2 separate regions of the Homo sapiens genome follow, and region 2 is linked to region 1. Evidence: chromatin loops called from intact Hi-C (ENCODE). Cell type or tissue: OCI-LY7. All regions are shown on one strand. Each heading gives the region's core, and the rest is flanking DNA. Links, peaks and the distances in the headings are about the cores only.

Evidence for each region. A loop is a pair of places that touch in the nucleus more often than their neighbours do. Peaks named below come from ENCODE experiments on the same cell type or tissue, not always from the same donor. Only the 100,000 strongest peaks of a DNase experiment are listed, where the experiment ranks them.
Region 2: it touches region 1 in a loop (11-fold over the local background); 8 of 110 quality-filtered maps call a loop at or near these places.

Annotation. Positions count from the first base shown.
Region 1 is chr9:97,596,439-97,601,810 of GRCh38, reverse strand. TMOD1 (tropomodulin 1) reads right to left here. Exons shown (of 10, transcript NM_003275.4): 10 at 68-2,177. The coding sequence ends at 2,113. TSTD2 (thiosulfate sulfurtransferase like domain containing 2) reads left to right here. Exons shown (of 10, transcript NM_139246.5): 10 at 1-1,731. Among named protein-coding and RNA genes, the nearest start is that of TSTD2, 34 kb to the left of the region's middle. RefSeq lists enhancers at 2,854-2,903, 2,994-3,063, 3,134-3,193. In OCI-LY7, for the core only: CTCF peaks have their summits at 2,733 and 2,937 (motif pointing right); a DNase peak (open chromatin) is centred at 2,960.
Region 2 is chr9:97,384,147-97,389,518 of GRCh38, reverse strand. No RefSeq gene overlaps it. Among named protein-coding and RNA genes, the nearest start is that of MIR1302-8, 23 kb to the right of the region's middle. RefSeq lists enhancers at 516-665, 696-895, 946-1,510, 2,761-3,266, 3,267-3,773. In OCI-LY7, for the core only: CTCF peaks have their summits at 2,183 and 2,382 (motif pointing left); a DNase peak (open chromatin) is centred at 2,358.

The sequences.
Region 1 (5,372 bases), core at 98-5,097:
ATTTTCAACCTGTATGGTTGAAAAAAATCCATATATAAGTGCAGCCATGCAGTTCAAACCCATATTGTTCAAGGGTCAACTGTATAGTTTATTGAACAGCCACACCCATTCCTTTACACATGATCTATGGCAGAGTTGAATAGTTGCAACAGACACTATGTGGCCTGCAAAATCGGAAATTTTTACTGTCTGGCCTTTTACAGAAAAGTTTGCCAGCCCCTGATCTAGACCAGCAGCTCATCTGATAGAGGCAGAGGTGGCCTTAAAGATGTGGCCTTCTTCATTTTCTGTTGGTTTGGTTTCGTTTCTATGAGAGATTTCCTCTGATAGCTCTGCTTTCCCCAGCACTTACTCTCTGAGCTTTTAAATGTTCTCTCTGGGAGCTTCATATAAGCTCGGTGACATTTGAGCCACAGTTTTTAGATCAGCACCTGGAATACATGACACATTCTTACTGAGGTCATCCAGCACTGCCATGGTGGCTGCCCAGTCTTCTGGCCAGTGTGCCAGGCACATGTCCCTGTCACACAGGTTCCAAGAAACACATACGCAGCCATGCATAGACCAACAGATTTAATATTATATTGCAGTTTTCAGCGATGCAGAATGCAGCTGCAATTGTGTTTTAAGGAGAAGCCAAATGGGGATGGTTGTCCCTGCAACATGGTGCCACTCCTGGGCCATGTGCAGCCTCAGTGGACACTCTTCCATAGCGCTGAGGCCCTGGCCCCGCCTCCAGTTACCCTGTACTGCCCACTGCCTTACAGTTCAGTGCGCAGGCCTTCACCTTTTCATCACCAGCCTCTCTGCTCAGTGCTCTGGAGTTCTTGACCTTGTCCTTTATCATGAGATTTGCTGAAATCACTAATGAAAATAACTCCCAAAAGCAACAAACAAAAATATTAGTTTAACTGGCACTGTGGTATATTAAAAGGCACAAGGGCATTGTGGCTTAACACTTTTGCTGGATCCCAAGAGACGCACATGATGTTAAAAAGAGATCTGGCAGCAGTACTAATACTACATTTCAGTGTAATCATCTTGGGGTGGTTTGGCCAGGATTTCCCAATTCCTTGATATCTGGAGTTTCTTCACCATTGTCCGGCATCCTGCGGAGGCTTAATATACAGGCGTAAGGTCAGCAGCAATTTGTCTAATAAGTGATGAGATCAGTAGCTGAAGTCTCTAAGCTGGGCCATTACTAAATACCATAGCCATGTTGATCTGGAAATTTATCCCTCTAGTGTCTTACCTCACATAAGCCATTTGCCCACTGTGCAATATAGAAAGGTGTTTTCAAAAGTATTTGGCCGTAGATTTTCACATCCATCATAAGGTTGGCATTCAATAAGGAAAAAGTTCTAACTCCAGTATTAAATTGTACATAAATCCCAAATGTTCTTAAAGAACACTCAGGGACATGTTTGTTGCCTGGGATTGGTAATGAAAGGTTGGTTTTTGAAACTTGAAATTTCACCATTGGTTTTTTTCCTATCATTTCTGCATATCCAGCAAAAGGAATCTCATGTTGACTCCTGGCAGAGTTCAGTGGCTTCAGTCTGTCTATCTGTTCTGAGGGGAAAATTGTGTTCTGGATCCAGTAATCAATTTGGCAACTTTAATCGAGGTTTTCAAAATTCCAAGGAGGGTTAATAAAGAATGATAATCAGTTTTATTTGCTAATAGCTAAGACAAATTTGTAATAAAGTGTTTTATAATACTTCAAAAGCATGTGGAAGAGTGTGCCGTTTCTGTGTCACACATTTTAAATGCACTTGAAACACCACACAGCAAGGCCATTGAAACTGGGCTCCTGGGGCTAAGTCGCTGCTGCTGGAACATCATCTTCAGTAAGATCTGCTGGTTTGGGGGCTTCTAGTTTTTAAATAATAACCAGATTCAACTTCTGTGACTAAAGAAAAACTTCACATTAACGGTATTTTATAAAATTTTCAACTACAACCACTAGTCAACCTAAAACCTTAGTGCATAAAGAACTGAACCACAAAAGGGTTTCATGCTGCCAGCATTTTGCCTTCTGGTTTCCCCTGCAGAGCACAGGTCATCAATAGAACACATCCAGTTCAAAGGCATGGACTCCACCGCCACACACTAGACACCACTCCGGCACTTGGGAATGATGGGCCCAGTCAGGTCCGCAAGCCTCCTCTTCCTCACTGGAAAGGAATGGAGATAAGATATAAGGCACTTTTCCCTGTAGACCAGGGGCCAGCACTGTTGCTGAGAAAGCACTGTGAAACCTCGCACTAATTGGTTTGTTAACAGAGTCTGAAGTCTGTTGTTTTGAAAGGACAGTATGTGTGAGTTGTACAACAGCCCTCCAGTCTGTCAGTGTTCATTGATGAGGGTCTGTGGTAGTGGAGATTCATTCATAGATATCTGCTAAGTGGCTGACCACACAGTCCCACGTTATAAGTCGGCTATTTTCTTTGCTTACAGAAGCTCCAGTTGAAGATCTTTACTCCGGTGTTCAGATAAGAGTTAAAAGTTTAGTCAGTCTTCTTAATGAGATTAGGGTCTTAACCAGGTGGAAACATTTCCCCCAGCTATGTCTGGGAGCTCCTGGCCTACCTCCTGCCTATATAAACGAGAGTTTCCACCCGAAAGATTACCCTGCAGTATCTGTATCCCCTTATGTTTAACCTTGCCATTTTCCCCGGGGGCAAGACAGTTATGCTCAACACTGTTCAAGTGACAAAGTAGTTAAATGCCATGAAGAGGAAAGCACTAGCCAGGAGGTTGCAGGCTGGAGACGTTAGCTTAAAGGATGATGAGGATGCAGGGAGGGGCAGGAGGGGCTCTGTTTGTTGTAACAAGGGAGAGTGTTTTGAAATTAATTGTAGTGTCTGCAGATAAGACCAAGCAGCAAGCTCTATGAGCCACAAGAGAAAGGTCAAAGAAGTCTGTAGAGCCAGTAGGTGGCAGTCGAGAGGCCTGCTGGTGTTGGCAGAGACAGGAAGCTATGGTGGAGGGAAAAAAAGTCCGTCTATACTTAGATGTCTTCAGGTTCCCAAGCTGAGGCGGTAGACCTGCAGCCACCAGATCGATGAATACGAGCTGCAACAAAAACCAAATCAGCTTGTGCATGACACTGGCCATACAAAGCAGACCCACAAGGGAGGTGGGGCCAGCCCAGTTCCTTAGATGATCAGAATGTCCAACTTCTTGGGGGTAGATGTGAGGGGACAAAAACCAAAACCCAAAGAGCACAAGAGGTTTGCTCAACGTGACCAAAGAGTTTACATGAACCAGACTTTTAAGCATCTCCATAGTAGCTGTGCAGGCATGCCCACCAGGGCCATCCTCATTGCCTCATCGGAGCCCCTCCAACGCTGCTGGAATGTTAGTTACCATTCCCATTTTATGGATGAGGAAAGTATGGCAGAGAGGGTATATTTCTTGCTTAAAGCAATAAAGCTAGTACCAGACAGGACCAAGCCTTTTTTTTTTTTTTTTTTTTTTGAGATGGAGTTTCGCTCTGTCACACAGACTGGAGTGCAGTGGCGCAATCTTGGCCCACTGCAACCTCGCCTCCCAGGTTCAAGCAATTCTCCTGCTTCAGCCTCCTGAGTAGCTAGCATTACAGGTGCCCGCTGCCACACCCGGCTAATTTTTGTGTTTTTAGTAGAGATGGGGGTTCACCATGTTGGCTAGGCTGGTCTCGAATTCCTGACCTCAAGTGATCCCCCACGCCTCAGCCTCTCAAAGTGCTGGGATTACAGGCATGAGCCACCGCACCCAGCTAGAACCAAGACTTTTGACTCATCTTGAGCCTCAGTCCAGTGCCTCCCTCAGTAGACTTGAGCCTTGTGTGGGTAGGGTTTCCATATCCATATCGCATCTGATTCTCACAGGGAGGATTAGCTCCTTCTCCCTGCAGAAGAAAAGAGCCCCAGTCCCTGAGAGCTGGCAGCAGAGCCAGGACTGAAATCCAAGTCCCTGGCCCATGGTTGAGGGAACAGAAAGGACCCTATGGCTTGGTGGGGGGGTTATTTTCCATTACTTGCCCTCATTGTGTCCACTGGGCCGGATCTGTGTGTGTGTGTGCATGGTTCCCCTGGCACTGGCTTGCCTATTTTTTTTTTTTTTTTTTGAGACGGAGTCTTGCTCTGTTGCCAGGCTGGAGTGCAGTGGCCCGATCTTGGCTCACTGCAGTCTCCGCCTCCCGAGTTCAAGCAATTGTCCTGCCTCAGCCTCCCAAGTAGCTGGGACTACAGGCATGCACTGCCATGCCCAGCTAATTTTTTGTATTTTTAGTAGAGACAGTGTTTCACCATGTTGGCCAGGATGGTCTTGATCTCCTGACCTCATGATCTGCCTGCCTCGGCTTCCCAAAGTGCTGGGATTACAGGCGTGAGCCACCCCACCCGGCCCCCTGGCACTGGCTTTTTCAGGGACTGGATGGAGAGAAGGGAAAGGCATCCATTTATTCAGGTATTATTTTTTTCCCTTTTTAATGATGAAGGAAGTTGAGACCAGGAGAGGGAAGTAACTTATTCCAAGTTACGAATAAGTCACAAAACTGGGAGTAAAAGCTGGGTCTCCCAATATCCTCCTTCAATTCTGTCTGGTCTTTACTTTCTTTAAAAAACTCTTCACTGCTTATTGCAAGAGCCAGAGACTCCTTTTATTGTGAATGCCAGAAGGGCTCTCCAGTCGTCCGGACCAACCTCCATCTGCTGCTTGAACTCCTCTGCCACTTCTTGCCAAATTTGAACATTTCCATCATGTTTTTGGAAAGCACTTTCTATTCATTTAAATATTCGGCAGCATGTACTGAGTGCTGTGTGCCAAGCACAAGAATCAGAAGTAAAGACACAGTATAACAGGAACCAAGATATACAATGTTTGAGAACTACTGTTTGAGAAATATGAAGTATTAGAGATGCCCTGGCAGCTCTCTGAGGTATGAGAGGCATAAAGAATGAAGTGGTCAGACCTTCCCAGGTGGCAACTAACAGGTCAGCTGAATTTTAAACAACAAAAAGGTAGAGGATGGGAAGGTGGGGGGCATTGGGAGTAAAGACCCTCTAAGGGTAAGCTTTTCCTTGGTCACTTGGGGGCACTCAGGCTACCTGGAATGGTAGTAACATGGCAAAGGGATGGCTTGTTGGAGATGTCAAGAGACGACCTCCTGATGGGACCATCTCCCAATGTGGAGCACCCAGGCACTGGAGCCACATTGCCAATTCAAATCCCGGTCCTGCCCACGGATTGTGGGTAATGTTAATTACCTACTTCCCTAGACTTCTGTTTCCTTCTTGTAAAGTGTGGATAACAATAGCACCTGTCTCACCTGGTTGTGGGGAGGACTACATGAGCTAGTGAGATGGGAAGTATTCAGAACAGTC
Region 2 (5,372 bases), core at 257-5,256, 210 kb after region 1:
GGAGGGCTTGATGAGGTGGCAGATTGAGCAGGTCCCTGGCTTGGGTCCCTGGCTGGCCCATCGCACTGGCTGGTAGCCCCCTCCAGGCTGTTGGCAGATGGGGAAGGTAGAGGGTCCTCAGGAAGCTGGCCTCCAGCTGCTCTTCTGTCTGGACTGCAGCTCCAAGGGGAGGGGGCTCCCTGCCTGCACCAGGGATGGGCACTGCCGAGGAATCCCATAGGCCAGGTAGTCAAAAAGGCTGCCCAGCCATGGGTCCAAATGGCTAGAGTAGAGGACAGGTATGTGCACTCTGCAACTGCCCTCTCTGGCACCATAGCAGGCACTGCTGATCAGTCACAGATTCCGGCCCTGATGCCTCATTTGCAATGACACATATCCCAGATGGTTTATGAGGAGTATATGGGGACTAATGGATCCCCGGTGGCTACTTCCTGAGAGGATTTCACAAGCATCCACACAAAAGAGGAAGCAAAGTGGCCTCACCCATCACCCTGGGCACCCCTAGCCTGTCAATTAGAGATAGCACCTCGGAGTCCCCCTTCCTGAGTGGAGGAAGAAAGTGTTCTGTGCAGGGGAACTTCCTGGGGGTTTCCCTGGGGAGGTGGAGCCTTTGCATGGCCTCAGCCCAGCCTTTGGGGCAGAGAATCCTGTGGCTGAGGCAGGCAGGAGCCACTCATTTGGGCCTCCTGGGACTACCCTGTCTTCTCCCACCACGGCTGGGCCTGGCTGGGGGCCTGGACACACATCGAGAGCCCAGAGGATGGGACCCTGGTCAGCAGTGGTGCTGAGGGGCATGGTGAAGGCAGCTGGGATGGGGCCTCCAGCTAGGAGGAGGAAGCTGGCCTCTCCTATGGGGCCCTGGGCAAGTCACTCTCCTCTTTGGCCTCTGTTTTCTCATCTGAAAAGTGGAGGGATGATGGCCCTGTGGTGCAGGACTCACATGGTGACAATGGAGAGGAATGTGGAGGGCTTTGTGCCTGGCTCTGCCCTGGGGGAGGGGTGTGATGGCAGGAACAATGCTGTGAGTGCTAGGAACCAGGTGCTCAGGAGAGCCTGTGAGGCAGGTGGAGTTCCTGCCGCACTTTCCCAGAGGAGGAAACACACAGGTTCAGGGAGGCCAAGGGAGTGAAGCTGGAATCAAAGCGCCCCAGAAGTGGTGGCAGTAGTACTAGTACCAGCTGATCTGGCCAGGTGTCCAGGGCCCCAGGGTCAGGGGGCTGGGAGAATAAAGGGGTGAAGAGGATATCCTCACTGACCTTGCCCTCGACCCTGGCAGGAGGGGACCTTCAGGGTGGCCACCCTGGAGATGGAGCCCCAGAGAGCCCAGAAGAGGCAGCAGCTGCAGGTGGGGTGGGAGAAACTCCTGGGAGTCAGAGGGCAGGACTCCTCCCTCCCAGCGTAGGCCTCACATCAAGAGAGGAGGGGGCCTTGCTTCTCCAGCAGTGCCTGAAATGCCTCCAACAGAAGTGGCCAGAGCAAGGGTCAGGGAGAGCTGGGCTGGCGCAGAGGGTGGAGATGGTGGGTTGGAGAGGAGCAGGGAGAACCAGGGCTGGCCCCTCACAACCTTTGTGATTGCCAAAGCCGGCTGTAGGAGTGGCTACAGCGAGTTTGCTAGACGCAGAGAGGTGTGGGGACGGGTTTTGGGTGGGGGCAAATCTTGGCTGCTCCACGTGGGAGGCCTGGGTGGGTCCGGGAGGCTGAGTGTGAGGGATTTGATTAGGTAATTAGGGAGCTGCAGCTGCCCCAGGTGGCTGCAGATTGTTTGATCTGATCAACCCGAGGGCGGTACCGGAGAGCCAGTGCTCATCAACACCCCACCCCATGGGCACAGGGTCCGACCCCTCCTTGGCCCATTCCATCTGACCTGGTGATGCTGGGCACTGCGATGAAGGATTATCCAGATGCGATTGAGGCTGGGGAGGGGCAGGGCGGGGCCAGGGTCCTGAGCTTGGGAGGAGAGAGCCCCTCACCGAGTCTTGAGCTCTCGGCAAACCTCCTCTTAGGCGGTCCTCACACTTCCCCTGTGAGCCGGGCGTCGCGCCCACCGTATTGATGAGGGGAACGGAGGCTCCACGGAGCCGCCAGACCCCGTTCCCCGTGTAGTGAAGCGGCCCAGCTGCCTCGCTGCCCAGCTGCAGGAGATTGTAGCTGCGCTGGAGTCAGACGCTCCCTCGGGCGCTGTCCATGGTGGCAGGAGAGTGAAGTTAGAGAGCACGGGAGTAGGTGAACAATCCCTTCCAGCTCGATGCCTCGGTTTCCCTGTCTGTCATCAGAGAGGGCTGGGCTCTAAAGTCCCTGAGCCTCCGCTGCCGTGACCGCCTCCTCTGGAGCCTAGTCTGACCCAGGTTCAAGTCCCATTTTGTATGCACGCCCTGCCCCCTGGTGGACCCTGTTGGTACTGCAACGTGAGAGGAATGTGGTCGGGAGGTGGTCAGGGGCCAGGGACTTTTTGATGGGCTTTGGCTGTGTGACTTCCAGGCAAATCTGATCAACTTCCAGGAAAGGAGTTAGGTAAGCAGCTGTGGCATTCACTGCGGGAGGCTGGGGGCGTGGAAGTCGGAGACTCCCCGCCTGCCAGACACTCCCTGGACCCATCCCCTACATCTTAGACTCATTGGGAGGGCTTGATACAGAGCAGAGGAGGAACCATCCCACTGGAGGGTGGGGGTAGGCGCTGGAATCAAGGACAACTTCCTGGAGGAGGGACTGTTTGAACCCAACTCTGAGAACAAGTAGGGACTGGATGGGATTGGAGTGGAGGTGGGAGCCTCTTAAAAGCAAAGACCTAGAGAGGCCAAGACCCTTAGCCCCACTCCACACCCCCACCAGGGCTCCTCCAGCACCCCCCACCGGGCCCTGTCACCCTGCTGTTCTTCCCTCTGGCACCAGGAATGCACAGTAATTAGGGAGCTGCAGCTGCCTCAGGTGGCTGCAGATAATTTCCACCTGAGGACTTTGGAACCTGGTTCCAGACCATGGAGCAGCTCAGTGAGGATGAGAGATCAGGCTGGGGAAGGACTTGGGTGAGGGCAGGGGTCGACTCTCTCTGGTGGCCAGTAGCAGGAAGCCTGAAGCTATGGCTCCTGGTCAGAGTCATCCTCTAGTATGTGGTGACAGCTGGGCCATCCAGACTGCAGGTGCTGGGCAGGCATTGGGAGGGAGAGCTGAGGTGTGGCTCCAGGTAGTCTCAGGGCTGCCACCCTGTCCTGTAGCTATAAGCAGTCCTGCCAGTCAGAACCACCACCTGAGTCAGCCAGCAACGGCCTCAATGCCAAGGAGAAAAGGCCACAGTCAAGCTCAGGTGCCTGTGAGTGACCTGGTGTACTGGGCGGACTGTCCCAGGGCTCAGTGCAGCTTTGGGCTAAGTGTGGGTTTGGAGTGTCGGACAGCTGGCACTGGGCTCCCGGCTCCATCACTGAACAGCCCTGTGGCTGGGGCAGGGCACCTCACCTCTCAGGGCCTCGCTTTCCTCCTCTATGAAATGGGCTGATGCTAAATGATCACTCTCGGGACCGGGACACCAAGCACGCAGCACAGTGCCCGGAGCACAGAGTGAGAGTGGGTGGCAGGGTAGTCTGAGACCCTGGGGTAGTCCCCTCCAGGTCATCCTGCCCTCCCATCCAGCCACCAGGCCCCCAGAGCAGAGCCCTGGACCAGTGGCTGGACAGACACGAGGCACGCTCAACTGTGACCCCTACGTACGCAGCAGGGCACAGCTGGGCCCCCCAGGGACCCTGGGCCGGCTCCTCCAGCCCAGATGAGAAGGACAGCAAGGTGAGTCTTTTTCTGGGATCCCTTGAAGCCCAGGAGAACATGAGACACTCCTGTCCCCGCTCCCTAAGAGCTCTCCCCCAGCCCTGGCTGCTTTGAAGAGGGGCAAAATTTATTTACTATAAAAATGGATACAATAGAGATGAATACTGTATTAAAATCCTGTTTCTGTTACAGCCTAGGAGCTGTGGTTTTGTTCTTTCACTTCCTGTGTTAATTGGAGATACAGGCTCTCATATCCCTCCTAGAGATGAGGCATCTTGCAGGGGTGCCTGTGTGTTGACTGCAGGAGAAGGGAGATGGGAGAAAAGTAGGACTTCCTCAGGGCCCATGTTCACTTCTGTATCGTCAGCTTGGGCAAGAAGCAGAGACAGCCCCTCAGAACTCCCAGGTTAGCAGCTGAAGGGGCTTTCACACGGCATAGCAGCACCCTTGGGAATCTGGGTGTCTTTAAAAATACCCTTCCAGGGACCATTTCCTGACCCAAGACAGTGGCTACCTTTCTACTGCTTTGGAGGAAGAGGGAACATGTTGATTTGCTTACTGAGGTTTCCTTTGATCAACTATTAGGGACTTGTAGTTTTCTTGTTCAAACACTGGAATTGCATCAGTACTAAGTGTGTATGTGTGTATGTGTTGGGGCGGGGGGAGTGTAAAAAGATCCAAATGTGTAATGTGGAAAGGATAAGGCCAAAGGAGGATTATTTGCAAATGGACTTAGGGCAGGCTGGACATTGCATCTTCAGTTCACTTCCAGGAGAGCCGTGAGTGACCCTTGACCTTAGATTTGACTCCTCCTGGGATTCTGTCTTTGACCTTAGCACTTCTTTTCTTGCTGGTTTCTTATCCAGGGGGAAAGATTTTGCAATGCAATTTTTAAGGCTGCAGCTGGGCCTCATTGCATAAACATTGCTACTACCTAAGATCTAGGATTTCCAGCATCCCTGCAATTCCTGGTATAATTCCTTTCAAGGCGGAAATTCCCTAGAAGACTCCCAGCCTCTCTGTCAGGCACATCCTGGCCATTCCTTCCTGGCTGGAGCCTGATGAACCACAGGTGAGCTCTGGTTTGCCAGGATAAGGGTACTTATTCCTTGTCAACGACAGACCCCACACTCCCATACTGGCCAAGGTGAAGTCTGGGGTCCTGTGTTCCTGAGGTCCAAGGTCTTGGGGGTCCCCTGTTTACACACTCAGTTGTGTTGTTACTGACTTGTCCTAAGGGCAAGCTGGCCCGAGTCCTTAGAGCTTACAGCCCCCTGGATGGCTTTATCCTCTGTCCAGTCTTGTACTGTGGTTATTTCATGGGGCAAAGTGGGCAGGAGTGGGGGGGACTGTGAACTTTTCCCGTGGGGAGAGTTGAAGGTGAGGCATTAGGGGGGCAGTGAGTGGGAGGCATGGGAGGGCCCAGCAATTAGGCAAGAAAATAAAATGAAAGGCATTCAATATGTAAGATATAGGGAAAAAGTGGTTTTTCCCTCTACTCACACACCACTCAATACAATACGTCTGATAACGGATGTGTGAAGGTCATTTCCCCATACATCAAGCAATTCTGCAGTGTATTAGGCAGTGAATTAGGCATCCTCTAATTCAATTCC